7 separate regions of the Homo sapiens genome follow, and regions 1, 2, 4, 5, 6 and 7 are each linked to region 3. A link is a loop called in an ENCODE intact Hi-C map of the cell type or tissue named here. Cell type or tissue: mammary epithelial cell. All regions are shown on one strand. Region 1 overlaps FAM83B (family with sequence similarity 83 member B). Region 2 has its middle 110 kb from the start of HCRTR2. Region 3 holds the start of FAM83B (family with sequence similarity 83 member B). Region 4 has its middle 130 kb from the start of FAM83B. Region 5 overlaps LOC107986606 (a long non-coding RNA gene). Region 6 overlaps LOC101927189 (a long non-coding RNA gene). Region 7 overlaps FAM83B (family with sequence similarity 83 member B).

The links. Hi-C counts contacts between places; a loop is a spot of excess contacts. Peaks named below come from ENCODE experiments on the same cell type or tissue, not always from the same donor. Only the 100,000 strongest peaks of a DNase experiment are listed, where the experiment ranks them.
Region 1: a loop joins it to region 3, with 4 times the contacts of the local background. A loop is called at or near these places in 3 of 110 quality-filtered maps.
Region 2: it touches region 3 in a loop (14-fold over the local background); 3 of 110 quality-filtered maps call a loop at or near these places.
Region 4: it touches region 3 in a loop (4-fold over the local background); 2 of 110 quality-filtered maps call a loop at or near these places.
Region 5: a loop joins it to region 3, with 10 times the contacts of the local background. A loop is called at or near these places in 7 of 110 quality-filtered maps.
Region 6: it touches region 3 in a loop (7-fold over the local background); 2 of 110 quality-filtered maps call a loop at or near these places.
Region 7: a loop joins it to region 3, with 8 times the contacts of the local background. A loop is called at or near these places in 3 of 110 quality-filtered maps.

Annotation. Positions count from the first base shown.
Region 1 is chr6:54,918,713-54,922,712 of GRCh38, forward strand. The region is part of intron 2 of FAM83B (family with sequence similarity 83 member B); the gene reads left to right. Among named protein-coding and RNA genes, the nearest start is that of FAM83B, 74 kb to the left of the region's middle. In mammary epithelial cell, no CTCF peak of the experiment used is centred here; no DNase peak of the experiment used is centred here.
Region 2 is chr6:55,067,384-55,071,383 of GRCh38, forward strand. No RefSeq gene overlaps it. Among named protein-coding and RNA genes, the nearest start is that of HCRTR2, 110 kb to the right of the region's middle. In mammary epithelial cell, a CTCF peak has its summit at 1,980 (motif pointing left); no DNase peak of the experiment used is centred here.
Region 3 is chr6:54,844,202-54,848,201 of GRCh38, forward strand. It overlaps FAM83B (family with sequence similarity 83 member B), which reads left to right and starts at 2,570. Exons shown (of 5, transcript NM_001010872.3): 1 at 2,570-2,625. In mammary epithelial cell, CTCF peaks have their summits at 2,221 and 2,421; DNase peaks (open chromatin) are centred at 2,410 and 3,810; H3K4me3 peaks cover 2,449 bases; H3K27ac peaks cover 2,705 bases.
Region 4 is chr6:54,979,280-54,983,279 of GRCh38, forward strand. No RefSeq gene overlaps it. Among named protein-coding and RNA genes, the nearest start is that of FAM83B, 130 kb to the left of the region's middle. RefSeq lists an enhancer at 1-69. In mammary epithelial cell, no CTCF peak of the experiment used is centred here; a DNase peak (open chromatin) is centred at 1,912; H3K27ac peaks cover 1,874 bases.
Region 5 is chr6:54,715,588-54,719,587 of GRCh38, forward strand. All of the region lies in intron 1 of LOC107986606 (a long non-coding RNA gene), which reads right to left. Among named protein-coding and RNA genes, the nearest start is that of FAM83B, 130 kb to the right of the region's middle. In mammary epithelial cell, a CTCF peak has its summit at 2,458 (motif pointing right); DNase peaks (open chromatin) are centred at 2,444, 3,014 and 3,324; H3K27ac peaks cover 1,485 bases.
Region 6 is chr6:53,977,845-53,981,844 of GRCh38, forward strand. All of the region lies in intron 1 of LOC101927189 (a long non-coding RNA gene), which reads left to right. Among named protein-coding and RNA genes, the nearest start is that of MLIP-IT1, 19 kb to the right of the region's middle. In mammary epithelial cell, a CTCF peak has its summit at 1,819 (motif pointing right); no DNase peak of the experiment used is centred here.
Region 7 is chr6:54,933,610-54,937,609 of GRCh38, forward strand. All of the region lies in intron 4 of FAM83B (family with sequence similarity 83 member B), which reads left to right. Among named protein-coding and RNA genes, the nearest start is that of FAM83B, 89 kb to the left of the region's middle. In mammary epithelial cell, no CTCF peak of the experiment used is centred here; a DNase peak (open chromatin) is centred at 2,302; H3K27ac peaks cover 2,339 bases.

The DNA of each region.
Region 1 (4,000 bases), 75 kb after region 3:
ATTTGGATGGAGACACAGTCAAACCATATCAACATCCTTCTGACATACTGAGAGTTAGATTTTGCAGAAAGTTGGGGGCATTTTAATTGTTTTCTGGTTGAACTAAATATGCTTTGGCATTGCCTCCTCTCTGTCTTCCAGCATCCCCTCAAATGGTGTAACTCCCCGCAGAGCTTCCTCTTTTGCTTTGTAAGGTGCATTGTTTGTGTGATCACAGAGCTAGATTATTCTAACATAGGAGAGGCTGAGGGGTCTTGAGCTCATTTTTCCACCACTAATTACTCTGTCCTGACCCTCCAACATCTTGGCTTTGAGGGCCCATGCGTGGGACACTTACCAGACCAAGTTTCAAAAAAAGTAACTTTTCAGGAAGTACTGAGGAAGTTAGAACATGAAAGATTATTGAATTGTTGAAATCAGTAAAAAAAACTATGGCTTTTCTTTGCAGTTTCTTTTAGGCCTACTCCTCATTCTTTATTCCTCCCAATTCCTTGTAGATTTCCTTATTAGAGCAAAAGTTCCTTTAAAAATCAAAGATGCCTACTTGCACAGAGCTGATATAAAGATTTCCTTAAATTGGACAAAGGTAAAAATGTGATTTATTTTTGTGGTATTAAGTATTTTCAGTTCTATGATATGATGCAAATAATGTGGAAAATAATGTATGCAGATTCCCTTCTGAGTTGCCATACACTAGTATTCATTTTATAAATTAATTTTGCTGTAACAGAACCCAAACATGCCTTTTACATTTCCAATTGACTTTTATTAAAATAATCTAGATTTTTCCCCCCACTTTCACCAAGCAAGTACAATGTATGTACTTGTAAAAGGCTATGTACAATGTACCTTTTAATCCAATTGCTAAAAACTAGTGAGATCTCATTATTTACAAAGTCTAGATAATTAGGATTATAAGTTTCAGGTCTTGTTTGTATCCCCCTAGTAATATATAAATCAACTTTGAATAATAAGTTGCCAAGATGTCTAGTGTGACTCAGTTCTCATGTTTTAATATATATAAATGAAACCCTGTAATACTCTTTTATGATAGTGCTTGAAGTCTATGTCTATTTATATTATTTTATCCATCATAATATGGAGTGAATGAATGGTTATTGAAAACATAGACTTTTGGAACCGGGTACATGCAAGATATTCTCTGGTTCATTTGTTTATTATATTTAGAGGTGTGTGAGACTCAAAGTCATTTCAGTAACTTTCCCAGAATCACTTAATTTATGGCAGACCAAACCAGTAGATATATAGATATAGCAGTTAAGATAGATTCTTAAATATCTGAGAAATTATTAATACATCCATAATGTAAAGCTGTAAGTTACTAAGCAATACTATAGTGCACACAGTATATTATATATAAATTTCATGCAAAATGGATACTCTTACTTAGGCTATAGAAGGATTTGGGCCAAAGGTACTTCTTTATATCAGCCTCATTTTTTTTTTCTGAAATCATTTAGCAGATTGTTTTTGACAGGGTTTACAGACTTGGAAATATATGTCCCTTAAGTGATCATTTCCCTTTATCTGTTATTTAATTCTTAAAAGTTTTTCAGTTGTGTTGAATTTTGTTATAATGTTATTGTAGAGCTCCATTAATCTGTTTTTTCAAAATTAGAACTCCCTATGAGTTTTTCTTCTGCTGAAAAAAATAAATCCTCCTATCTCTATTTAGGCAATTACAAAAGAAGTCTGAATAATATTCAGTTGTGAGGGTGATAGTGACAGTTGTGTGACTAAAGAACATTAACCCAAGGTACACCTATATTTCATTAAGTATCTAGGTCATACAAAAGCATATTGCTAATAGCTCTGTATTATAATAGACTTCAAAGGGAAAAACAATGTAGGTTTTAACATAAAATATTGAAAATAGTGAAGCATATTTGTAAGGAAATGCAAGTTTTCAATGTCAACACTAATGAATATTTTCTATGAAATCTGTCATTTATTTTCACTTTTCTTATCACTGGTTTCTACCACACTTTTTGGTTATTTGGTGCATTTATTAAATTACAATAAAAATCATACAGAAGGCTTCACAATCTTATGCAATTGTATGACTCAGTAGAACTTAGATATTTTCAGTATGCGTATTACTATCAGACACATTTTCCCAACACACTGTTTTGACTAGATATTCTCTTTTCTAGCACTTATATTGGTCTCCAGACCAAATGTAATAATGAATCATATTTTCAAGATCTTTCATAATCTGTATAAATCCTGTCTAACTAAATTTATTCCTTGCTTGTGAGCATAATGATCTTTGTATTTAACTTTATGTTAATTCAATAAACATTTGTTAGAATATTACCCTCATCTTCTTTTTTACTTTTGCCTCTGTATCTTTGCAGTACTAGCCTTTCACCTTGGATGGCTAAAAATAATTTTGCTCATTATTTACTGCTTATCCATGAAGACCTGTTGTCTCTTTCATTCTACTGTATTCCCCCCTTTACAACCATGTACATATAGATTATTGTTTTTTCTTTCTCTGAATTACCATTCCCGTGTATTACTTAACACTTGATTATGTACTTTCCTGAATGGCCTTACATTTTGCAATGCATATGAACTTATCAAAATATCCATTGACTATATATGTAATATATACTGTAGGTGTCCTCCGGGGTCTGGGTCACTTTGGGAAAATTTAGTACTGTAAGAAAGATAAGTGAAGAAAAATGTCCTTGGGTCAGGTTCTCGGAGACCGTTAATACTAAAAGATGTGAAGTTTTACTCAAATCTTAAAAATGACCTGGGGTAGCGTTCTGAAAGTTTTCTAAGTCTCATGTTTCCGATGAATGCATTTATTTATTTACCTTTTCGAATTATAATGCAAGAATTGTGAATTCATGACAAGAATTAATGAAGAAGCAAGTACATAATTTAAGAAATATATAATGTCATGGTAGTTTAATGAACACCAATTAATAGAACTGGTTTCTTGATTAATATAATAGATTGATGTACCTTTTGAAAAGCCTTATACTAATCAGGCATATAATTTTTCTTCAATTATATATAGCCATGTGGCCATGTGTGCAACACAGTGTAATTTTGATAACTAACCAAGCATGTAATAATTTCAGATCAGATTTGGCATACCTCATTTCTAATTATTATTCTTTCCCAGGAATGTAACCCATCATTTAAAAAAAAAAGTTACATTATATTTTGCCTTTTGCAGCATAGCTAGAAGTTACTGTAGATTTCATGTAATTTTTCCACACATCAAGTGAGAGTACAAAGAAACAGAAGCCCTGAAAAGCAACCTGGCTTGGTTGACATCAGATAAGCTTGTCAGAGATGTATAATCTAGTCTTCTGGATGCTGATCCAGCGTATTATTTTGTCATGCAAGAAAGACTGTCATTTGTTCTGCATTTAGTGTGACAGAAACATCCATTGGCTGAGTGACTTCAATTACTTTTTGCAAACAAAATCCTTTATGTATCCTAGTAATGTGTTTTTGTTCACTTCCAAAGTCTAAAGTAATGTGTTACATGCAGACTATCTGGCAAATTAAAAATAAATTTTTAAATATGCTAATTAAAGAATACCATGTTGTACAATACTGTTTCTGTATTCAAAAAATTCTGATTAAAAAAATTAGTGCCAGACTGCACCAGACATATGTTTTTATAAGTTATTTTATAAAATAAATGTGAAATATGGACTTTAAAAATCTTAATGCCTATATATCATTACACCCCTCATTAATGCATAGCTAATGCATTAAATTAATAATTTTGGGTATGATTTTAAGACTTTTTATATATTTGACATTATGAAAAGTATTCTCAAACATGAATGAGACTGTTATCACTGGTTTCTCCCTTCATCTGGCTCCTCATACCATTTATAAATAAGAAAAAGGTTGTGGGAAGCTACTGGAATGATTGAAATTGTTCTTTCTAGAGAAAATCTGATTGGAGTATGTTTCACAGGTAGTTTGAAGAATGTTATCACAGATA
Region 2 (4,000 bases), 220 kb after region 3:
TATTCATCCTACATAACTGCAAGTTTGTATTCTTTGACCTGTATTTTCCCATTTCTCCCTTGCTCCAACCCACCCCCGTTAACCACCATTCTATTCTCTGTTTCTATGTCTTCAATTATTTTTTAAGATTCCACATATTAGCAAGAACATGAATTATTTTTTTTCTGTCTTTGGCTTATTTTACTTAGCATAATATCCTCTAGGTTCATCCATGTTGTTACAAGTGGCAAGGTCCTCTTTTTTAAGGCTGAATAATATTCAATTGTATATACATAAATTTTTAATTCATTAATCTGTCAACAGATACTTCAGTTGTTTTCAGATCTTGACTATTGTGAATAATTGCTGTAACTAATATGGAAAAGCAAATATCTTTACTAGGCGGTGCCTTTACTCCTTTGAGTATATACCTAGAAGAGGAATTACTGGGTCATATGGTAGTTTCATGTTTAATTTCTTTAGGATTTCCATACTTTTTTCCATAATAGTTGCACAAATTGAATTCCCCACCAACAGTGTACAAGGGTTTCTTTTCCTTGATGCCCTCACCAACACTTGTTATTTCTTGTCTTTTCGATAAAAGCCATCCTGACAGGTGTGAGATGATATCTTGTTGTGGTTTTTATTTGCGTTTCTCTAATGATAGTGATGTTGAGCACATTTTTATATAATACCTGTTGCTCATTTCTATGTCTTCTTTGGAAAAATGTCTATTCAGGTCCTCTGCTCATTTTTAATGAGGTTATTGTTATAGTTATTCCTATTATATGCTATTGAGCTGTGTGAGTTCTTTACATATTCTTATGTTAACCCCTTATCAGATATATGGTTCACAAATATTTGTTTCCCAACACAAGCCATTTCATTTTGTTTAGTGTTTCATTTGCCCTGGAGAAGCTTTTTCTTTCTTTCTTTCTTTCTTTTTTTTTTGATGTAGTCCTATTTGTTTATTTTTGCTTTTCTTACCTGTGCTTTTGGTGTCATATCTGAAAAATCATTGCCCAGACCAATGTCAAGAAGCTTTTCTCTTATGCTATTTTTCTTTCAGAAGATACAGTTTCAGATCTAATGTTGAAGTCTTTAACACATTTCCAGTTGATTTTTTAAAAGATAAGGGTTCAATTTTATTCTTTTGCTGTGGATATCCATTTTTTCCTATGCCATTTATTGAAAAGACTATCCTTTCTCCATAGCATCTTCTTGCTGCCCTTGTTTAAAATTAATGGACTGTACATACCTGGGTTTATTTCTGACCTCTCTATTTTGTTTCATTGACCTACATGTCTCTTTTTATGGCAGTGCCACACTGTTTTGATTACTATTGCTTTGTAGTAGAGTTTGAAATTAGGTACTATGATGCCTCCAGCTTTGCTCTTTTCATTCAGGGTTGCTTTGGCTAGTCAGAGTCTTTTGTGGTTCTGTATGTAGTGAATTTTAAGATTGTCTTTTCTATTACTGTGAAAAATGTCATTGAAATTTTGGTAGAGACTGCATTGAATCTGTTGGTCACTTTGGGTAGAATGAACATTTTAACAATATTGAAATGTCTTCCAATCCATGAACACGGGATATCTTTCTGCTTACTTGTGACTTCAATATTTTCATCAATGTTTTATAGTTTTCTGTGTACATATATTTTATCTCTATGGTTAAATTTATTCCTAAATATTTTATTTTATTTTATTTTATTTTATTTTATTTTTGGAATAGCATTCCTATACACTAAAAATAAACTATCTAAAAAAGAAATCAAGACATTGCTTTTTAAAGGGCCTGAAGGGCAACCCAGTGCCTTCTCTGGACTGGACTCCTGGAGTCTTCTTGGCATTCCTTCCCTTCTCCACGTTCCAATGAGCACACCACAGTCTCTTCTTAGACTAAGTGCAGGACCCAGACTCTTGGACTTTTTTCAGAACTTCTGTTCTATTCCTATTTGTCTTTTCTCCAGCTGCCTCTCAACCCTCCATCTGTACTGCCATCTGCTGGTTACGAACAGCCTTGTTCTTTAACAGCTTTGTTTTGGATCTAGTTAATATCAAGAAATAACCACGGTAATAATAAACAGTAAAAGATGATATATATTTAAAAATTATTGTGGACAAAACAAAAATTTTTTTATATCATGGAACTTTAACAATAAAATAAATAAAAATGCATTTGATATTAGATAGAGATAACTGCTAACAAGAACAAAATAAAAAAGAGAAAGGAGTATAAAATGTCTTGGAGGTTAAAATTTGTGATGGGGTATGTAGGGAAGATCTCTTTAAGAAAGTGACTTTTGAATAAACATTTGAGGAAGTGAGGAGCCAGCCATGTGGCTACCTTGTGAAAGACCATTCTAGACAAAGAAGAGCAGGAACAAAGGCCCTGAGGTGACAGCAAGCCTGGCATGTTCAAGACACAACAGAGGAGAAGGCATTGTAGATGGAGAAGGAGTGGTAAAGGTTGTGAGTGGTAAGAGAAGTTTTCAGAGAGGTCATTAGAACCAGTGCATGTAGGGCTCTTGTGGTCATTGTAGACATTTTGCATTTGATTCTAAAGCAGGGTTCTGGACAAAAGAAAGATATGACCTGTTTCATTTTTTAACAGTACTACTCTAGTTGCTTTATGGATAATATATTGTGTCTTAGAGATGTCAACAGATTTACTTAACCTTCTGAGACTTAAAGCCTAGGTGCCTAACCAAAAATATATCTAAACTAGTCAAATTGGTAACAAAAGTGGTTTAACCCAGAGCCAGTGAGTAAGACTTACCGACTTTATAGAATAATCATGCTTCTTAAAGCATCACAAGAAGATTGAAAATGCAACCTAAACCTAGGAGGGTAAAGTAGAATGCACAAGCCAGGGAAGCCTTACCTGAAATGCCTCTACGGCAGCAGTTCTCAAATTTCTTGATTTGGAGACTTCCCGGAACTTCTTATTCTTTAAAATTATTGAAGACCCCAAAGACTCTATGATTATGTGGGTTAAATACATTGGTATTTACCATAATGAAAATTATTAATAAATTAAGATACTTTAAAAATAGTTATATGTTTGTTCACTCAGGAAAGACAATAATAAATCCATTATGTTTACATAAATAACATAACTTTTTGAGCAGTAACTATATTTCCCAAATAAAAACTTGAGTGGGAAGAGTGGCATCATTTTACATTTATGTAAATCTCCTTGACACCTGGCTTAATACATAACAGTTGATTTTTTCTAATCTGCTTCACCATTTCTTCTTTTAAGAAAACACACACCATGTAGCTTGTGGAAAACTACACTGTATAATAAAGAAAGTTTGAGAGCAAAAAACACAGATAACACCTTTTTTGATTATTAAAATATTTTTGACCTGTGGATTTCCTGAAAAACAGGTCTCTGAACTACACTTTAATTTTTACACTCCTGTAAAAAAAGACAAGTTGTTATATGTATAAGGATCTACTTTGCTCCTTAAAACCTATGCCAGTGTCTCAGTAATAGAGGTAAGATGAATTATTATAAATCAGAATAAAGCATAATGAATATAGTAAAATTGTGCTTGGAAAAATATCCTAACCACGTGAGATTTGCACACCTAAATTGTCTTATATTGTTTAATTTGGCACATTCTTTGTTTTTCAAGTTTTATTATTTTTATTAGGAAATACAAAGAATATTAAGTTATTTGCGGGGGTTGGGGCACAATCTTTGTCTTGAAGTATAACATTTTGGCAAGAGATAGGGTGAGAAAAGAAAAATTCTAAGGAAGTAAAATGATTTGGGTAAAGACCAATTCCCTGTGAGTAATAATTGGTGAAAGATACTTTTTTCCTATTTTTCTTCATGACTTGGGACAGAGTTTTAGCCATGAGGGCAGTATTTATTATAATTCAGTGGACATGATGAGGTCTCCAAAAGTACTTAAACTAGACCTCTAGATTCAATTTAAAGTCGTATTCTAATATCTCAAACTAAAAAGAAAATTGTGACTTTTAATTCTACTTCTTTGAATTTCTGAGGC
Region 3 (4,000 bases):
AGTTGCTTGAGCTGAAAAGTTGGATGTTGCAGTGAGTTGAGACACTACACTCCAGCCTAGGGGGCAGAGCAAGATCCTGTTTCAAAAAAAGGAAAGAAAGAAAAGAAAACCTAGTTATTTCTTTCACTTTCAATTCTACATCCATTCTATCTGATGCAAATCATATTGATTTTCTATTTCATTGGCTCTCAAATCGGTTTCCTCCTTTTCATTTTCACTATTCCTTCCCTTGTCATACTATTCACATGACAGCTAGGCATAACTACTCTTCCTGACTCCCTAGAATTTATACCAAAGTCACCAACTGTTAGATTAGTCAACATATCACCAGCAAGAGACACAAGTCCATATTTTTCAGCTTGCAATCAGAGTTCTTCCCAATCTGATTCCCAGTATAATTAATAGTAATGCACTTACGGGCTTACCACAGATCAAGAGCTGGGATGTTTTCCACATACCATATCTAATTTATAATTCTCACAACAATCTTAGATTATAAATAATTTTGATCTCATTCTGTGAGAAAATTACTCCAAACTTTATGTCTAAATGTATCTTCCACCACTCACAACCATGTGATGCCCATGGCCAAATCAGGTAATTGATTTGCGTGGTTCTGGAACTTGCTTTTAGCCTTTACTCTGCTCTTTCAGCATCTAATCACATGTCAATTTCATTCTCCTGACAAGTTTGCTCATCAGTCGGGACCCAACTCAAATTCTAATAGTTCTGTGAAATTCTGTCCACATTCCTCACCCACCTTCTAGGCTCCTTAAGGGGTGAGATCAATTTTATCTATTTTTCCATCCCATTAAGGATGGAAAGGTCTTACATAGCATAATACCTTTAATAGATTCTCCCTCTCCACGTCTATTTTCTGATCTTTTGTTTGCTTTTAATAATGAACACTCGAGTAGATATATCCTTCTTTCTTTGTGATTTCACTTGACTTAGCATGAGTGCATATCTTAATAAAATTAGACTTCCTATGGGCCTCATTTAACTCCAAATATTCTTGATATTTTTAACAATAGGATAAGTGCATCTCAAAACGTTCATAAGTATTGCACCTTTAAGAGACATTCAGAATTATTCTCAAAGGCTGTAGAAACACGCCAGTATATTAAGTACCACATAGAGAATATTAATTTAGTCAATGGATTGCATGCCAAAAATGAGGAAGAGAACTGAAAAAATATTAAAAAGTGAGATGTGAAAATTAGGAACAGAAGGAAAAAATAAATACATAAAACAAGACAATTCTCTACATTCTTTTGAAGAAATGAAACTACAAACCAGACACCAAGATCTGGAAGATTAGCTTTGTACTAATCCTGGAATTTGCTTTTACTTTCCTGTCTTTGGCCTTTGCTCTGATGTTTCAGTATCTAGACTAATGCGAATTTCATTCTTCAGTTTAAATCAGCACGTCAGTCAGGGATTCATCCAAACCTTAATGGCTTAGCATTTTCCTCAACTGTTTTATTTGGAGCAAAATCGCCACGAAAGTCATTTTTAAGGGTCAATTCAATTTTATGATAATTTATATATTATGCCAGACGCTTAAAATATGCCTATTACTACCCTAAATTCCATTCTTACAGTACTAGGCTGCATTTTAGACATTTGCTGCAAATGACTTTATCTTGAAGTCTACGTGATTACACAAATTATTATAAATACTCATGACAGATTTACTGAGGTGTAGGCAAGGAAATTAAAAAATAAATTTTATTAATTACTGTATTTTATGTTTAAATTATAGTGTCTCCACTTCCGTAACATTGCTCCGCAGTATCCCACCTAGAGGGACCTGCTTTCACGCACATCTCCCTATTTTAAACAATATCCTTTCATCCCAAATCTGTAACTAGGACAGTTGAGAGTCAGTACCAAAATCTTTGATGATATTTGAAATTCTTTTACATAAAAAAGTAAAGGCACAAGCACTTTTTCTTCTACTTTTCCACTCCCCACGTCCTCTCCAAGCCTAAAGACTCTTAGGCACTGAGAAGGAGTCTGCACTGCGGGATGCCCACTGGAATTACCTACTGTGGGCTGAATCCGCCCCACACTCTCGAAGGTGCTACAACCCTTGCTCTCACCCGCGGCCCCCAGGCCTCTCCTCCAGGCATTCTTGAGCCCAGGGAAAAGCGAGGACGGGACCACGGCCCCGCTCGGCCTAGATCCGCCTTCTTCCCAGGTGAGCGTCGCTGTCCTCCGGGATCGCTCCTCGCCCCAGACCAGGAGCAGGGTGTCGGGACTTGTAATTGCCCCGTAGCCCCGAGGGCGGGCAGGAAAGAAAGGCTTTTTCATACTCCGCTGGGAGAGAGCAGGGTGTTTGAGTTCAGACAGGTTCCGAGCGCTTTCTGGCTGTTCGGGGTTTGGCGTGCCACCACTTGGGACTTGTTGTAACCCGTCTCCACTCCCGCCCCCTCCAGCGCTGCACCTTGTCTCGGGGAGGCGCGGTTCGAGCCGGAATCAGCCTCCCTCCGCGGACCTGACGCTGGGCAGGTAACTCCCCTCCCCTCCCTGCCCGCGCCCAGGCGCTTGCTGCTTCCTGGGAGGCAAACCTTCGGCGGCCGGCGCTGTGCGGCGGGCGCGGTTGCGCGCGGCTTGGGGCAAGTAAGTGGGGTTTGGGCTCCCTTGCCCCGGACCTCGGCGGACGGGACCCCAGCGGGTGCAGGGTTGAGGTGCTTGGGGTACTGGGGGGGCCCGGGGCTTCACCCGCCCCTGGCCGGCGCGGCGGACGGGAGGGATAGGGGACTCTCCCTTGGGAGCGCAGGCGGGATTGGAAATTCCACAGGGTGTAAAGCTCAGTTGCTTCAGTCTTTTCTACGTTTCTTTCATTGTCGTGGGGGTTCGAGTGAGTTGAGAAGTTTGAAAAGTTGTCTCGGGCGGAGTCGGTTTGGGTCCCCAGAGGACTGGCGCCGCCCCTCGTGGAGGCTGCATTTGTTTCCTCTTTTCCAGTGTAGGAGTGCGCCGAGGACCCCGGGAGGGGAAGCGGGAGGAGAGACCGCTGGGAAAAGTCTCGTGGGAGGAAGTCCAGGGTGGAAGCAGAGGGCATGGGGGTGGGGGGTTCCGGGAAAAGGTGGGAGAGCTTAGGTCGCTGAGGGGCGTGGGTGTTCTTTAGATCCTGAGTGGGGAGCAGAACTTGAAAAGACAGTTTTTTCACACAACCTCTTAATTGTACAGGATCCCGTTTCTGAGTGCAGACTGGTAGCGACCTGTGTTTTTCATACTTGGGTCGGCCTGAGTCTGGGTCTGTGTGCCCTAGCAGCTCTCCAGGAGAGCCTGTACCTACCAAAGTTTGAGAACCACTGCTCTAGATCCTGGTGAGTGATCTAGAAGAGGAGAGTAGGCCTAGAGCAGATTGCTCCTGGAACGGGACTTGGAGACTTTTGGCCTATTCTGTGTGATATGTGGGGAGACTTACCTGTGTAAGGTTAATGGACAGGCAGAGAATGCCTGTGTTCATTGCAGGAGTCATAGGTATGTAAAGAGACAACAGCGCTTTCTTTATAGGAGGAGGCTGGGAGGTTATGGAAACACAGGTTAGCATGTTGTCTATGCTCGGAGCGGTGAAGTTATAGGGTCTCTCTGACCTAGAAGTGGAAATGAGAGCTCAGGCGGCCAGAACACTTAAGAAGAAGGTGTGCGGGTGGCAAGCAATTGAGGCTAGAATTTAATGCTCAACAGCTTATGTCCAAATTCCCAGTTACAAACATCTTGCTAGGTTACTGGCAGGCACCTCCCTTCTTTCCCTTTCTCATCCTAACAAGTGCAAGAGCCCCGAGGAAATCCATGACTGAGGCTGAATCATTGCTGACAAGCAACAGGAAGGGAGAGAGTGATGAAAGAGACTTAGAAGAGAAAACTGGGGTTTTTTGTTTTTTATTGGAGTGGGGGTGGGGGTGGCGGTGGGAGGCTCAAAATGATTGGAGAATGAGAATAATGTGAAACAGAATGATGGAAGGTTGGGAGTGCAGGTCTTTGTTGC
Region 4 (4,000 bases), 140 kb after region 3:
GGCCAGCTGGAATTCCGGGTGGGCGTGGGCTTGGCGGGCCCCGCACTCGGAGCAGACAGCCAGCCCTGCTGGCCCCGGGCAATGAGGGACATGGCACCCTGGCCAGTGGCTGCGGAGGGTGTACTGGGTCCCCCAGCAGTGCCAGCCCACCGGTGCTGCGCTCCATTTCTCACCGAGCCTTAGCTGCCTTCCCGCGGGGCAGGGCTTGGGACCTGCAGCCCGCCATGCCTGAGCCTCCGACCCACTCCATGGGCTCCTGTGCGGCCCGAGCCTCCCCGACGAGCACCACCCCCTGCTCCACGGCACCCAGTCCCATCGACCACCCAAGGGCTGAGGAATGCGAGCGCACCTTGCGGGACTGGCAGGCAGCTCCACCTGCAGCCCTGGTGCGGGATCCACCAGGTGAAGCCAGCTGGGCTCCTGAGTCTGGTGGGGACGTGGAGAGTCTTTATGTCTAGCTCAGGGATTGTAAATACACCAATCAGCACCCTGTGTTTAGCTCAAGGTTTGTGAGTGCACCAATCGACACTCTGTATCTAGCTGCTCTGGTGGGGCCTTGGAGAACCTTTATGTCTAGCTCAGGGATTGTAAATACACCAATCGGCACTCTGTATCTAGCTCAAGGTTTGTAAACACACCAATCAGCACCCTGTTTAGCTCAAGGTTTGTGAGTGCACCAATCGACACTCTGTATCTAGCTGCTCTGGTGGGGCCTTGGAGAACCTTTGTGTCCATACTCTGTATCTAACTAATCTGATGGGGACGTGGAGAACCTTTGTATCTAGCTCAGGGACTGTAAATGCACCAATCATCAGCACCCTGTCAAAACAGGCCACTGGGCTCTACCAATCAGCAGGATGTGGGTGGGTCCAGATAAGAGAATAAAAGCAGGCTGCCGAGCCAACATTGGCAACCCGCTGGGGTTCCTTTCCACAATGTGGAAGCTTTGTTGTTTCGCTCTTTGCAATAAATCTTGCTACTGCTCAGTCTTTGGGTCCACGCTGACTTTATGAGCTGTAACACTCACCTTGAAGATCTGCAGCTTCACTCCTGAGCCCAGCGAGACCATGAGCCCACTGGGAGGAACGAACAACTCCAGATGCGCTGCCTTGAAGAGCTGTAACACTCACCACGAAGGTCTGCAGCTTCACTCCTGAGCCAGCGAGACCACGAACCAGCCAGAAGGAAGAAACTCCAAACACATCTAAACATCAGAAGGGACAGACTCTAGACGCGCCACCTTAAGAGCTGTAACACTCACCGCGAGGGTCCCCGGCTTCATTCTTGAAGTCAGTGAGACCAAGAACCCACCAATTCCGGACACATTGCTTTAGCACTTTCCAAAGCAATCTCATGTACACATCAGTGAGTTTTCTCTTTCTTTTTCTAGACATACGGTATTGTTGACTCATAACGTTGAACTCATGGCCAACAGCACTGTAACACATGCCTGAACAAAGATTATCTAGCACACATTTCTTCTTAAGGAACATCACAGCCTTCTTGTGCTTAGAAATATTAGACAGCACTTCAGCCTAACACATATAAAGACCATTTTATACATCAAAGTCACCCCCCCGAAAAGCACAAAAATGTGAAAATGGCATTACGTAGACTGTGAAAGGAGCACATTTACAGTGTGAGAGCTGAAACAAGAAGGTGGAGTCTTGCCTCGTTCCACCCCATCAGAGAATGTATGTGTGGGTGACACAAAGATTTCAATGCCCTGTACATGTGAGCGTATAACCACAAAACCATAGTGAATATTAATTTTGGAGTTACAGATACATTTAGCATGCAAATTCATAAGTACTGAATAATGAGGATTGACTCGTGTGTGTGTGTGTTTGTGTGTGTGTGTATGCATGGAGAGGGAGAGAGATTTATTAGAAGGATATGAGTCAACACTCATGGAATTAAAGAAAAATTGAACAATGAAGCGTAAGAAGTGGTATGAAACAGGCATGTGGGGATCCAGTTGGAAGGGAATTACAGAAAGTTTCCTCAGATGTCATAATAAGCATGAATCAGATTTATGGATTTTCAGTGCCCTTTTTTTTTTTTTTTTTTTTTGGAGATTCAAATTCCAGGAAGAGAGTCTGATGGGTCTTGTTAGGTCCATGACTCTCCTCAGGTCAGGCAAAGGCTGCGTACCAAGGCTGACGTCTCATCAAGACTGCAAGCATCAGACAATTGAGTTGCTATTACTAAAACAAAGTGCCATGAATTTGAAAATGCAAAAAATAACATATGTGCACTCTCTTCTCTATATCTATTTCCTTAAATTTATACCAAGGAAAGAATCATGGATTTAGGTTGGTGTTTATGTTAAAAATACTTAAATAATTTAAGTCTGAGTCATCTAATTGTTATTTGCACCATGATTTGAAAACACATATTTACGTGATTTCTGTTGCTGCATAAAAAGTTACTACAGATAGCAGCTTAAACCATTTATTAATTATCTCATGATTTCCATGGGTTAGGAGTCCAAGGGTGGCTTACTGAGTCCTCTTCTCAGGGTATCGCGAGGCTGCAATCCAGGTGTTGGCTGGGCTGCATTCCATTCTCAGGGTTCTCTTCCAAGCTCATGTGGTTGCCAGCAGAATTCCATTTGTGTGTATGTGTGATTATAGGAGTGAAGTCCCTCTTTTCTATGATTTTATGTGATTATAAGACTGTCAGCCAGGATTTGCTTTCTGCTCCTAGAGGCCACTTGCAGTTCCTGGCCTTATGGCCTCTCCTAGTCCCTCTCTCCACATGGCAGCTTACTTTTTCAAGACCTGCAGAAGAATGTTTCTCTTTGGGGATGGCCAAGCATTTTTTTTTTTTTCAAGAACTATCTTGATTACATTATACCTATCCAGGATAATATCCCTTTTGATGAACTCAAGGGACCTTAGTTATAGCTGTAAAATATTTGCACCTGTTATATAAAGTAGGGTAATTATGGTACTAATACCCCATCACCTCTGCCAGGTTCTATTCATTAGAATCAAATCACAGGGGAGAGGATAATGCAGGGTGTAACACCAAGAGTTGGATTCTCAGGGGCATCTTAGAGTTCTATCTACCACTTTGAGGAATATTTAATTTATTGAAAAAATGTTTTATATATAATATTTAATTTAGAAAAATCCAAAACACCTTACATAATATTAAAACAGTGTAACAGTTAAAGGACAATGTAGAACTAAACTAAATACAACCAATGGCCTTCCCCTGAGTTGTATAATTAAGAGTGATTTTTGTTTATTCTTCACAGCTTATTTATAAATTCCATATTTTCTACAGCAAGCAAGTGATGCTTTTATAATTAGAAATGTTGTATCTAGGTTAAGAGCATGGATACTGGAACCAACTGACTGAACTGTAATTGAGATCTGCAATTTAAAAGCTCTGTGATTAGGGTAAACTATCCACACTGAGCCTTTGTTTTTGTTTTTTAAACAAAGAATCTGACTCCATTTCTGTTGATTGCTATCAGCTTTCATGCCCTGCCACTCCTTATGGACCCTCTGCTTCCTTTCTAGAGAATGTGATAAGAGAGCCTGAGTGTTCCCTCCTGTGGCTCTGGTAAAAAGTTTAAACCATACAAAAACCCTAAAAGCCAAGCCCGTCTCCTTCCCTACTCTCAATCCATTTCGGGACTGCTTGGGAGCCTCCCCTCTCCTCAGAAAACCTCATTATGTGGGTAACAAATATGTTCATACCCTCTGTGCATGTGTAGTGTCATCATTCTCAACAACTCAACCAACTTTTGAGTGGGGAGAGCCCATTCTGCCTCTTCAGGGTGACCACAACACTTTATTTGTGAAATGGAGTTATTAATAGTATTGACACACTCATTTATTATAAGGAAAAAATTTATTAATGTATATAAAAGCACTTAAAACAGTGCCTGCACATAGTAAATGCAAGGCTCTTGTATCGGTTCGAACCCCAAGAGCATGCCAACAAACAACACAAGGTGGTGTGGAGCAACACACTGTTTTTAATG
Region 5 (4,000 bases), 130 kb before region 3:
CTGGCGCAGTGGCTCAGGCCTGTAATCTCAACACTTTGGGAGGCTGAGGCGGGTGGATAACCTGAGATCAGGAGTTCAAAACCAGCCTGGCCAAAATAGCAAAGCCCCGTCTGTACTAAAAATAAAAAAAAATTAGCCAGGCATGGTGGTGGGCACCTGAGTCCCAGCTACTCGGGAGGCTGAGGCAGGGAGAATCACTTGAACTCAGGAGGCAGAGGTTGCAGTAAGCCAAGATTGCACCACTGCACTCCAGTCTAGGCAACAGAGCCAGACTCCATTTCAAAAAAAAAAAAAAAAAAGATGCATTAGATTCTTCCTCCTTCCTTTTTAATCAGTGTCAAACAACTAGTATTTCTATAAAGATTTTGCTGTTCTCTCTGCAAATCTTTATAATTTCCCTTCTTTGAGCCCTTTTCTTAGTTCTGTTTTCATGGCCACATCACTTCACACTGCTTGGTGCTTCCCTCCCTTCCAGTTTCAGCTTTTCTTGCTTGCTACACTTGTTCTATTCTCATCCTGCCCACACTTCTCAATCTTCACACACATTTTCTGCTGTACCTGTCACTATCCCTGAGTTCACTCTCTGCAGTTGCCCTCAAGCTAAGTGGACTGGTTTCAAAGTTCTCTCTTTCACTATTTTTTTTTTTAGACGGAATCTTGCTCTGTCTCCAGGCCGGAGTGCAATGGTGCAATCCCAGCTCACAGCAACCTCCACCTCCTGGGTTCAAGCGATTCTCCTGTCTCAGTCTCCCGAGTAGTTGGAATTACAGGCGCCTGCCACAGTGCCCAGCTAATTTTTGTAATTTTTAGTAGATACGGGGTTTTGCCATGTTGAACAGACTGGTCTCGAATTCCTGACCTCAGGTGATCCACCTGCCTTGGCCTCCCAAAGTGCTGGGATTACAGGTGTGAGCCACCACGCCCGGCCCTTAACTCTTTACAAAGCCTGGGAGAAGGTGTTTATCCATCCCTCCATCTGAATAGCCATCACTTTCCCTATTCCCTCTTCTTTAGCCTCCAAGGAATATAAAACAGCTGGTGTAGGCCGGGTGCAGTGGCTCACACCTGTAATCTCAGCACTTTGGGAGGCTGAGGTGGGTGGATCACGTGAGGTCAGGACTTTGAGACCAGCCTGGCCAATATGGTGAAACCCCATCTCTACTAAAATTACAAAAATTAGCCAGGTGTGGTGGCGTACGCCAGTAGTCCCAGCTACTCAGGAGGCTGAGGCAGGAGAATTGCTTGAACCTGGGAGGCAGAGGTTGCAGTGAGCCGAGATCATGTCGCTACACTCCAGCCTGAGCGACAGAGAGAGACTGCGTCTCAACAACAAGAACAACAACAACAACAAACAACAAAAACAGCTGATATTTTTAGTCCTAGAAGCAAGTTGTCCATATGACTGAGGAGAAGAATAAGGAGAGTGAATACAAAGCATATGAGTAATGTAGTGAAACAGCAACATATGGTCTCTATCTGTGCAGAGCATTGCATATAATAGTTCAACTCTTCTCACCAGTAAGAATTTGGAAATTTTCCAATTCTGCATGCCTAATAAACGTAGCTAGTAGTTGATTTAAAAAGTAATACAATAAAGAGAAAGATGAAATTTATTTTTTTGTTGTACATATACATTCTGTAGTTCCTGGTTGTTTAATTCTTCAGTGCTTATATTTTGTAGTAGGTAATATACTATTCCTAAATTGTTAATAAGAGATGCTTACTCAAGATCATAATCATTTCAGCAGCTGAAATATTTTAAGTCTCTTGACTATCTCCTTTCATATTTTTACAATTTTGGATTAAATTGCCTTATGCTACACAGTCATATTCCCTATGTGTTTTTTTGTTTTGTTTTTTTGTTTTTGTTTTTTCTTTTTGCTAGAATATAGCACGAAGCAATATTAGTGTTAAGGTAATTTCAGGTTGTGTTTATAATTCTGAGACTAGATAAAGAATAAACATGTGACTAATATGTATCGGGGGAACCAGCCCCCAATATTTCAACGTAGGTTCTTTTCTATTTTCCCTAAGTGTTGGCCGGTCTGAGAAATAAACAAATGTCCATGACATCTTCACAATTTATGTTCTTCTGCCGTGGCTTCAGCCGGTCTCTCCGTTCGGGGTCCCTGACTTCCCACAACAAACATGTTAACTCTCAATCTAATTTTTACAGTTTATTCTATTTAATTATAGCTATTGTCTTAACACAGATTTATTTGTAATTTCAACATAATGACCAGGAAAGAGGTAAAGAAATTGTTGTACGGATCCAAGTAGATACCATTTCAAGTTAGTCATTTCTTCATAACGATTGTTGTTTCTGACCTATACTTATAAGCTCATCATAGTCATCCCTGTGAATTAGCTCAGAGGTTCATTGCAGACTCTTCTCAGGAATGTGCAGTCTACCTGTACACATCCCATACATAGCTGCAGTACAGGCATTCCAACACCAGGTGGCACTAGTAGTAATTTATAGCTGGTTAGTCTTGGGTCGCGCAGGTACCCTTAATAAATTCAAAGTATTAGTCAAAAAGTATCTCTTTATTTAGGGCACCATGGGATACTAATCATTTTCTTCTAATTTTATTATTTTCACAAATAATATTTTCTCATGTAAATTTTTAAATGATTTACATTATATAATTCACAGTGTCCATATTTCCCTTTGTTTAGACGTTTGCATCTCTTTGTGTCTTTCTGCTATGCTTCCTAGCCTTACTCCATGAAAACTAGCCTTACTCCATGAAAACATGTTAGGAACACAGCTAGAACTGTTTTTAAATTAATAAAATTGAGCCATCTTCTTCTACTTTTTGAGTTAGCACATTCTTAGCCATTTCTTTCTTACAACTCTGCTTTCTCCCCCTACCTTAATTTCACATCCAATCTTTAATTAACTGAACCAAACTGATTACAAAACAATCATTACTTTCTCTTTTTACACTCGAATGGTCCAAACAGAAGAAGCTTTTGAGCAAGATTCCCAACTGACTAGAAGAAGCCTGGGCAGTTTAACGGGCTTATTGAGAACACAATGGGATAATTGTTTAATAAGCCTTACCACTGGGCAATCAAAAGCTGTCAGTTAACTTAGCTTTCATAGATAATATTGAAATCTAGTTCTCTAAAACTCTCTAAACATTAACTAAGATAAGCAACCTGTTTTAATATAATGTAGTCTCTAAGAGGCCGGGCCATGGGAAAACGATCAGACTTTCCCAGGTCTTACACATCCAGGCAAAATATAGCAAAGAGAACAGAGCAGCGGAGGGGGTTGGCTCTTAAATTCATATCCACTACTATATACTCAACGCTTAATTGCAGTCATAGTGATTCATAAGCACTTTAATTGTAAGGGTTAAGTTACAGCAAACAAACACAGACGGTGGTAGCTGAAGACACACATTGGTTTGTTCCTTCACATGAAGACTAGCTTGTTCCTTCTACACAGGTTGAATGAAGAAGAAAGGTGCACAGAGATAAACAACAATAGGTTAATAAAATACAATCCATTTTGAAGGTAACTAGATTCTCTCTCTCTCTTTTTCTCTGTTCTTCATTTTTCCTGCCTCTTTTTTCCATTCCATGCTTGTCAGGAGGATAACCTCAAATATTCAATTTATAGGAGAGTGTGTTTTTAAATATCACAGGGAAATCCATATTTGTTTTGGCTGACACTCAATAGCTAATTAGTCTTAAACAATCTGGTAAGAGCTTGAACAGAGACCATCTGTCCTTGAAATTCCCTCTGTGGCTTTTCCAAAAGACCCAGCTTTTCCAAAAGACCCAGCTTTTCCAAAAAACTTTGGACAAATTTACAGTAGTTTTAGACTCCAAGACATGGAGCCAAATGCTTTCTTTTTTTTTCCTATTTGCATTGAACTGTGCTAAAAATTGTATCTGATTTATACCATTCAATATGATAAAATAATGATAGCTGGCATTTATTGATGACTTCCTATATGTTAAACCTTTATTCTCAGCTCTTCATTTA
Region 6 (4,000 bases), 870 kb before region 3:
CTGGCCTACCTGCTTCCCTGGGTGTGGTAGACAGAAATGCTGGCAGCATATGTAAGGCCCAGTTTTCTTCATGGACACAGGATGTAGGGGTGGTCTGGGAAGAGCTTCTCGGCGAAGGAGAGTCTTGAGCTAGTATTAAACTTTGAATCTTGTGTATTAGACTGGGGCTGTTGGAACCCAGGAGCCACATTTCATAACCCTCTCTGCCTCAAATACTCAGCATGTAGTTCTGAACTCCATGTTTTTGGAATGAGTGGAAAAAATACATAAAATTGAGCATATATTGATCTGAGCCCTCAAATTGTTCAAATGAACAAATATATTCTTAGAATCCTTACTATGCATTACTTACTAAATGCCAGCCATGGAGATAGGCGCAAAATGTGAACAATGAGCAAAACAGAATAGTCTTTGCTCACTGTGCTGGTAGGGCAGGATGTTTAAAAAGTGATTCAAAAGGTGTCAAGTATTACAAGGAGATGTCCAGTTGCATAATTAAGAGTCTGACAATTGCTGATTTTAAGACTATTATTTAAATACATTGAAATACATGAGCATAAAACTTACCTCTAAAAGGAATTGTTGAAACAAAACTAGGTAATTTATATGATTTACCATAGATTCTTATTTTCCTCTTAAGGAGAGACTTGACTTGATTGTAGATTCTTCTTCTTTTCTTTTATTTTTTTTTGATACAGAGTCTTGCTCTGTCACCCAGGCTGGAGAGCAGTGGGGCCATCTTGGTTCACTGCAACCTCTGCCTCCAGGTTCAAACGATTCTCATGCCTCAGCCTCCTGAGTATCTGGGATTACAGGTGTGAGCCACCATGCCTGGCTGCTTGTAGCTTCTTTATGGTATTTATTTGTAGAGACCTAATGCATGATAGAGAGAGGATAGATTTTCCCAGGAACAACTAGTGGAATTGTGAACTTAAAGTTATTTTTTAAGCATTTATTGAACATTCACTAAGTGCAAGAAGATACTAGCCTTGCCTTTAGAACTGCACTGTCCAATTCAGCGACCACTAGACACACATAGCCATTGTGCACTGGAAATACGGCAAGTCCCAGTTAAGATGTGCTATAGATATAGAACCCACTTTGAATTGTGAAGTCCTCATACAAAAAAGTAAACTATTTCATTATTAATGTTTTATACATTATATATTAAAATGATGTTTTAGATATATTAGATTATATACAATATATTAAGATAAGTCTTACATATGTATGTATGTATACTATATACAATATATTAAGATAATATACAATATAAAATTAAGATTATATACAATATATTAAGATAAATCTTATCTGTTTCTTTAAGTGTGGCTACTAGAAAATTGAAAGTTATGTGTGTGACTTGCATTTGTGGGTCAATTATCTTCTTACTAGACAGTGCTTCTTTAGAATTTAATAGAAAGAATGACATGTCACATCATTGTAAGTCAATGGGACAAGTGGTTTAAGGGGGGTACCTATGAAGTATGGAGAAGGGTGCAGCTAATGAGCTGGTGTGCTCAGGAAAGGAGGCAAAGAGGTGGACTATGAGATAAGTTTTAAAGGCAGAATAAGATTTTCCTAGATAAATTGTATAGGAAGGCAAGTCAGGAGGAGAGAGAAGTTGGCCTAAGAACCTAGAAGCAGTAGTAGGAAACAATAGAAATACTATTTTCACAGTTGCCCATGATTTAGTTAAAATGGTGTATTACTAATTTAGAATGGTTATTATTGATTTGTCTTGTTATCTGAATGACAACAATATTTTTCTTATAAAAACTACTCAAATATCATGCATGCATTATCTCAGGATACCACCAGATGGTGCTGTGTTCTAGGATTGAAAAAGGCTGGCAAGAAAAAGTGGCTCTCTGTCTTGACTATCAGTGGTTCCTAAACTTTTCAAAAGGGCACTGTGATCATTTTTAGGCTTGCAAACCCAATATGTATATGTCCAATTAAAAATAAATTATATACCTAATATTGCACTAATATATTGTGGCAATTATAAGACACACCTATAGAAAAATTGAAATATAAAAGGCTATGATAGACTGAAGTTTTAATATTTCTTTCCTGCACTACAGTGAATCTTTTTTGGGGGTTGCATATCCCTGAGGTGTGTGCATCTGCCCTTTGAGAACACTGGTTTATTTTACAATTGTTATATAATTTAATTTTTTTTCATCTTTATAAAGATAAAGGTAACAACAAAAAATATAAAACAAAACTTTTTTTACTACATGTACGTATTCAAATATGGATCACAGTTACATATCAAACCATTTAAAGCACTGAAACTAGAAAAAGTTAAGACTTTTTTTGCTTGGGGATATTTATATTTTTCAGTTTTAAACCAGATTTGGTGTAATATATCAGAATCATAAATGGAATAAAATAGCAGACCAAGTCTAAATTTTTTTCTGTTATATATTTTTTTGTTTAAAAATCAAAAATGTTAACTTTAAAAAGCATTAACAACCAAGGCAAACAAACAAAAGAATGGGTATGAATGCCAATGGTGCCCATATCAAATAAATATGTAGAATTGAATTTTTCTTTGACTGCTAATTTTCCTTTTGTTTTATTAATTTATTTATGTATTTATTTGGAATTGAATTTTTTAAAACCATAAAAATCTCCAAACAAAGAGGAAAACGTTCTGACTTTATCAGAGGAATACAATTGCAGTTTTCCCTGATTTTACAGAACTATCTCTGTATAAAGTTTTTTTCTTGATTTATTTTTTTTGGTTTTTTATTTGCATACATTTTAAGAAGTACAAATGCAGTTTTATTACATGGATGTATTGCATAGTGGTGAAGTTTGGGCTTTTAGTATAAATATCACCTGAATAACATGCATTATATCCACTAAGTAATTTCTCATTCCTTACCCCCTCCCACCAACCCACCCTTTTGAGTCTTTAACGTCTATTACTCCACACTCTATGTTCCTGTGTACACATTATTTAGCTTCCACTTATAAGTGAGAACACGCTGTATTTGACTTTCTGTTTCTGAGTTGTTTTACTTAAGATAATAGCCTCCAGTTTCTCCATGTTTTTGCAAAAGACATGATTTCATTCTTTTTTATGGCTGCCTAGTATTCCATGCTGTATATATACCATGTTTTCTTTATCCATTCATCCATTGATGGATACTTAGGTTGATTCCATAACTTTGCTATTGTGAATAGTGCTGTGATTAAACTATGAGTGCAGGTGTCTTTTTTATATGATTTCTTTATTTTGGGTAGATATCAGTAAATCCCAGTAGTGGGATTGCTGGGTTGAATGGTAGTTCTATTTTTAGCGCTTTGAGAAAGCTCCATACTGTTTTCCATAGAGGTTGTACTAATTTACATTCCTGCCAACAGTGTATAAACATTCTTTTTTATCCCTATCCTCATCAACATCCATTTACTTTTTAGTACTGGCTATTCTGACTGGTGTAAGGTAATATGTCATTGTGGTTTTAATTTGCATTTATCTGATGATTAGGGTTGTTAGGCATTTTTTCATATGCTTGTAACTTTTGGATTTCAGAGAACAGGTGATCCTTGTTAGTTAGGTGATCTTCACTGGCCAGATGATTCCCCCGGGTCAGGCCATCCCCTGGTCAGGTGATCCCTGCTTGTCCAGTCAGCTGTGGTGGAGGCAGAGTCTGGATGACAAGAGTATAAACATGAAACCCAGATTTCAGGGAATAAGGATTATGGGATAGGTAGAGACTCCAGCAGGCATCATCTAGAGCAGGGGTCCCCAGCCCCTGGGCCTTGGACTGGTACTGGTCTGTGGCCTATTAGGAACCAGGCTGCACAGCAGGAGGTGAGCGGCAGGTGAGCAAGCGTTACCACCTGAGCTCCGCCTTCTGTCAAATCAGCTGTGGCATTAGACTCTCACAGAAGCCCAAACCCTATTGTGAAATGCGCATGCGAGGGATCTAGTTTGCATGGTCCTTATGAGAATCTAATGTCCTAATGCCTGATGGTCTGAGGT
Region 7 (4,000 bases), 89 kb after region 3:
TCCCAGTCTTTGTATACTGTCTTTGTTCAGGGAAAGACCTTTACCATTCAGCCCAGCCACAGATTCTAGGACCTTTCAAATCTTTTCTGACCTCTCGTTCCTTTGGTGTCTGCCCATGGAACTGCAGGTTTAACATGCTGCTTACCTCTATTTTCAATGATTTCTAAACTCTGGTTCCAATCCTACCAGCACTCAGGTAAGATAGAAGCCAGTCTCTTGGGCTGCACTGAAGACAAGCCAGAATTATGATCCACAGTCTACTCTTTTGTTTCCATCCTGAGGGAGGACCCCCAGTCTGGGGGCTGGGGGAAAAGTTTCTCTCTGTTTGTTTCATGCTGTACCATATGGGGGAGGAATAGGAATGAGCTGGCCAAACATCACAGGTTTTTCAACCTGTATGGCTGGAATATAATGTTCTGGGTGCTCTATCTTTTCAATTGGTCGCTAGCATTTCACAGAGGTCTTCTGTTTCACATATTGTTGTTAACTAGTGTCTCTATGGGGTACGTAGGGCTTGTAACTTTCTAATCTGCCACTTTACTGACCTTGTGTTTGTGTTTTCGGAAGTATTTTTATTTGTAGTTTGTGTCTGTTTCTTCTAGGTGCCATTTTCCAGCTTGTTTTGATCTATGATTGCATCTAAGCTCTTAAGCTTTATAAGCTGTCTTTGAAACTTTGTTTATTCATCTGTTAATCTTTGTTATGTGTTTATATTTAAGAATGAGGGACTGTAAAGCTGATTAGAAACTGAGCGGGAAATGCTTATCAACGTTTGAGTTTACAGCTGAATGATAGACTGGGGACCTGGCAACTTTACAGGAGAATCCCCGACTATCAATATAAATATCACTTATCTGGGGTTTTTCAATGTTTCCAGAGAATAATGTCTTTCTCCAAAAGATTGTCAAAGGAGATGGAATTTGGAATGCAGTCAGAATATGATCCTAACTGAAGATATTCTAGAAGCAGAATGGGAAAGAGAGCTGAGGGTCTGATAAGTCTCATTTTTAGCTCACCTTTATCCCAGTCATGGTTTGTTTAAAGTTTCTGAGTTCAGACTTTCTCTGGATTGGTTTCTGCTGAAGTAAACCTTAGATTCCTGAAAGGGATAGGAAGGAGTGCTTCATGGGAAAGGAAAGAGTAGGGAACCTGGAGGCCCAACTGCTCTATATGAGACTTTCAATCAATCTTCCTGTTTCTCTATTTTCATGACCTTTCTAACCCACCATTTGTAGTACCTTTTGATCCGATGTTGAATTCATAAAGATTCTGCTGGGCCCATCTGGCTTATTCTCATTGCTGCTCACCTCATGCAAACTTCCTATAAGTCAGCCACCACTTCTCCATCAGATTTCTCTGTTCTAAACATTTATTAAATACTTTCACTTGCTACTTCCCTTTTCCCTTTGCTATCTTTTTAGTATTGTGTAGGAAAGAAAAAGAAATAAACCTGCATGATAATCCAGATTTAATGTAAACCTTTTAAGTTTTCCACCAACATAAACATCTTTGCCTTTTAGTCTTGATTTTGAAACTAATAGTTCATTTATATTATCATTTGTTTATTTACAACTAATGTTTTTAAGTGTTTACAATATGCCAAGCACCGTTCTTAGCCCCTGGAAGTGCAGTCCTAAATAAGGTACACAAGATTGCTGAGCTAAATTTTATTTTAGTGGGCACTGGAGACAGACAAAGGGAGAACATACAAGAAACCATCTGATAGTGGTAATGGGGTATTGTATAAATGAAATCAGGGGAATATGATAAAGCATGATCAGATGGATACTTTGAATAGAGTGATCATAAATGTCTTCTAAGAGCATGTCAGCAGGGGAAGAGATATATTGAAGAGGGAACAATAGATAAAAGATCCTGGGGCAGATATCTGGGGGATAGCAGAAAGGCCAGTGTGGTAGGACCACATTAAGCAAGGGAAGAGCTATCCATAGTAAAACTGGAAAGCAGGCAGGGTAGGAATTATCTTAGGCCAGGTAAGGAGCCTGAATTTTCTTTTAAACAAAACAGAAAGTTCTGTGTGGAAGTGTGACATGACCCAATTTGTTTTATGCAAAGATCACTTCTGCTGTTCTGTTGATTGAAAAATGAGCAAATGAGAACACTAAGAGTCAAATTAGCCGAAAATGCTAAGACTAGGGTGATAGTGGGATAGGACTGATTTGTGAGAAGTTTTGCAAGCAGAGTCAACAGGACCTTTTGGTTCTGAAAAAGAGGGCATTCAAAGATGACTGCTTGTTTCCTGTCTTGATCACCTGAAAGATGGCTGAGTCACTCACTTAAGCAATACTAGGGAAGGAATAGGTCGGGGAAGGAGGAGTGCTAGATGACAACTTATGAGTCATACATGTGAGGCTTGCAAGGCCCACTAAAATTTTGGGTAGAGATTGGACACAGATTCCAGAGATGAGGAAGAGGTCAGCACTGGCAATACGGACTTCGGACTTCATAGTTAATGGCATAGAAATCACCTACGATAATAGAGGAATACAGAGATCATTTCCAAGCCCTGAAGCATGTCTGTAGGTTTTCAGATTTACTTACTGAATATATTCAATGAATGTCTTCCTGTTGCCTGAAACTTTATTACAATATTATTTTCTGATTTACTATAGCAGGGAAACTTTTCCAATTGCCACACATTCACCAACACCGTATCTTCTTAGTTTTCTAACCTCAACACTTGGAAGTTGTTTTTATTTAATAACGTATGGATGTTCTTTTGACATGAAGTCTTTTGGTTCTTTCTTTTTACTACTGGCTCAACATTTTCACTCATTATTCCTATTTCTACTTTGGTTGGGCTCTTACTTTTAAGTCTGTACTACAATAGTACTACAAATAGCTACTAGAAAAAAATAGTTCCTCAAACATCTCTTTCTATTATAATTTATCCAAATTTGGAAACAAATTCTACATAATCGAACTTTCTGTTTTGTTTTCAAGATTTTCCCCACTAGTTCATCAGTCTTTTATATGGCTTCTTTGCTCCAGCTATATATAGTATGTTTTCTGTGTTCAACTAGAACATGACCCTTATTGCATTCTTCCCTTTTCCATATTTCTCCCTCCACACAAATTGTCTTCCCACATCTTTTGTGTCTGAACTGGGAATCTAGTCTTTATCAAAATATTGCAGAACTTCACTTTCTTCATGGATTTCCTCATACTTGATAGTTCACTGTTCATTCCATTACTTGATGTTTCTAATATTTTGAATTCATACCTTTAGTCAGATTGAAAATTTCTTTAGTTACTTACTTTTATACCATTTCTTTTAAGTCAGCCCAGTGGCATAATAAATATTCCTTCTGTATCATGCTTCCTATAGGCATACTAGATAAAATTAAGCATATCCAAATAACAAGATTCTTAAGTTACATGCTCCTGTTTGTGATATGTAATATTTTGTTTATTTTAAATGTTTAATCTGCACATTCTTTTAATTATTTTCCTGCATTTTTATTGTCTCCTTTATAGAAATAATAAGATGCTTCAATGTGGAGAGTGTCTCTTTTTTCTTTTGTATTAACCCCCATTGTGTCATATACATTACTTTATGCATAGCATAATAGCAATTCATTTATTTTTCAGTTCAGTTGACTGTATATTAAATCACTAGATTTTCAAAAATCAGATTTAAAATTTGATATGAATTTTAAAGGTAGCTGTTACCTCTAAACTCTAGGAAAGGAATTGGAGCTTCCATAAAGTACTATAAAGTCATACAGACATTAATTTCCTAAAAATTGTATTTTATATTAAAAGATCCTGATTGGCATTTTGACTGGCATGGTTTCTGAAGCCTGCATTTACTAATACTATGTACAGTGAGTACAGTGAATTCTGCCCTTTAATGATTGAGGCAGCTGGCCACAAATCCTGTTTACAGCTCTTGGCATCCTAAATTACACTTATTGAGTAAACCACAGAGATAACAGTCTGAAAATTTACCGACTCTTAAAATACATGCATTAACACA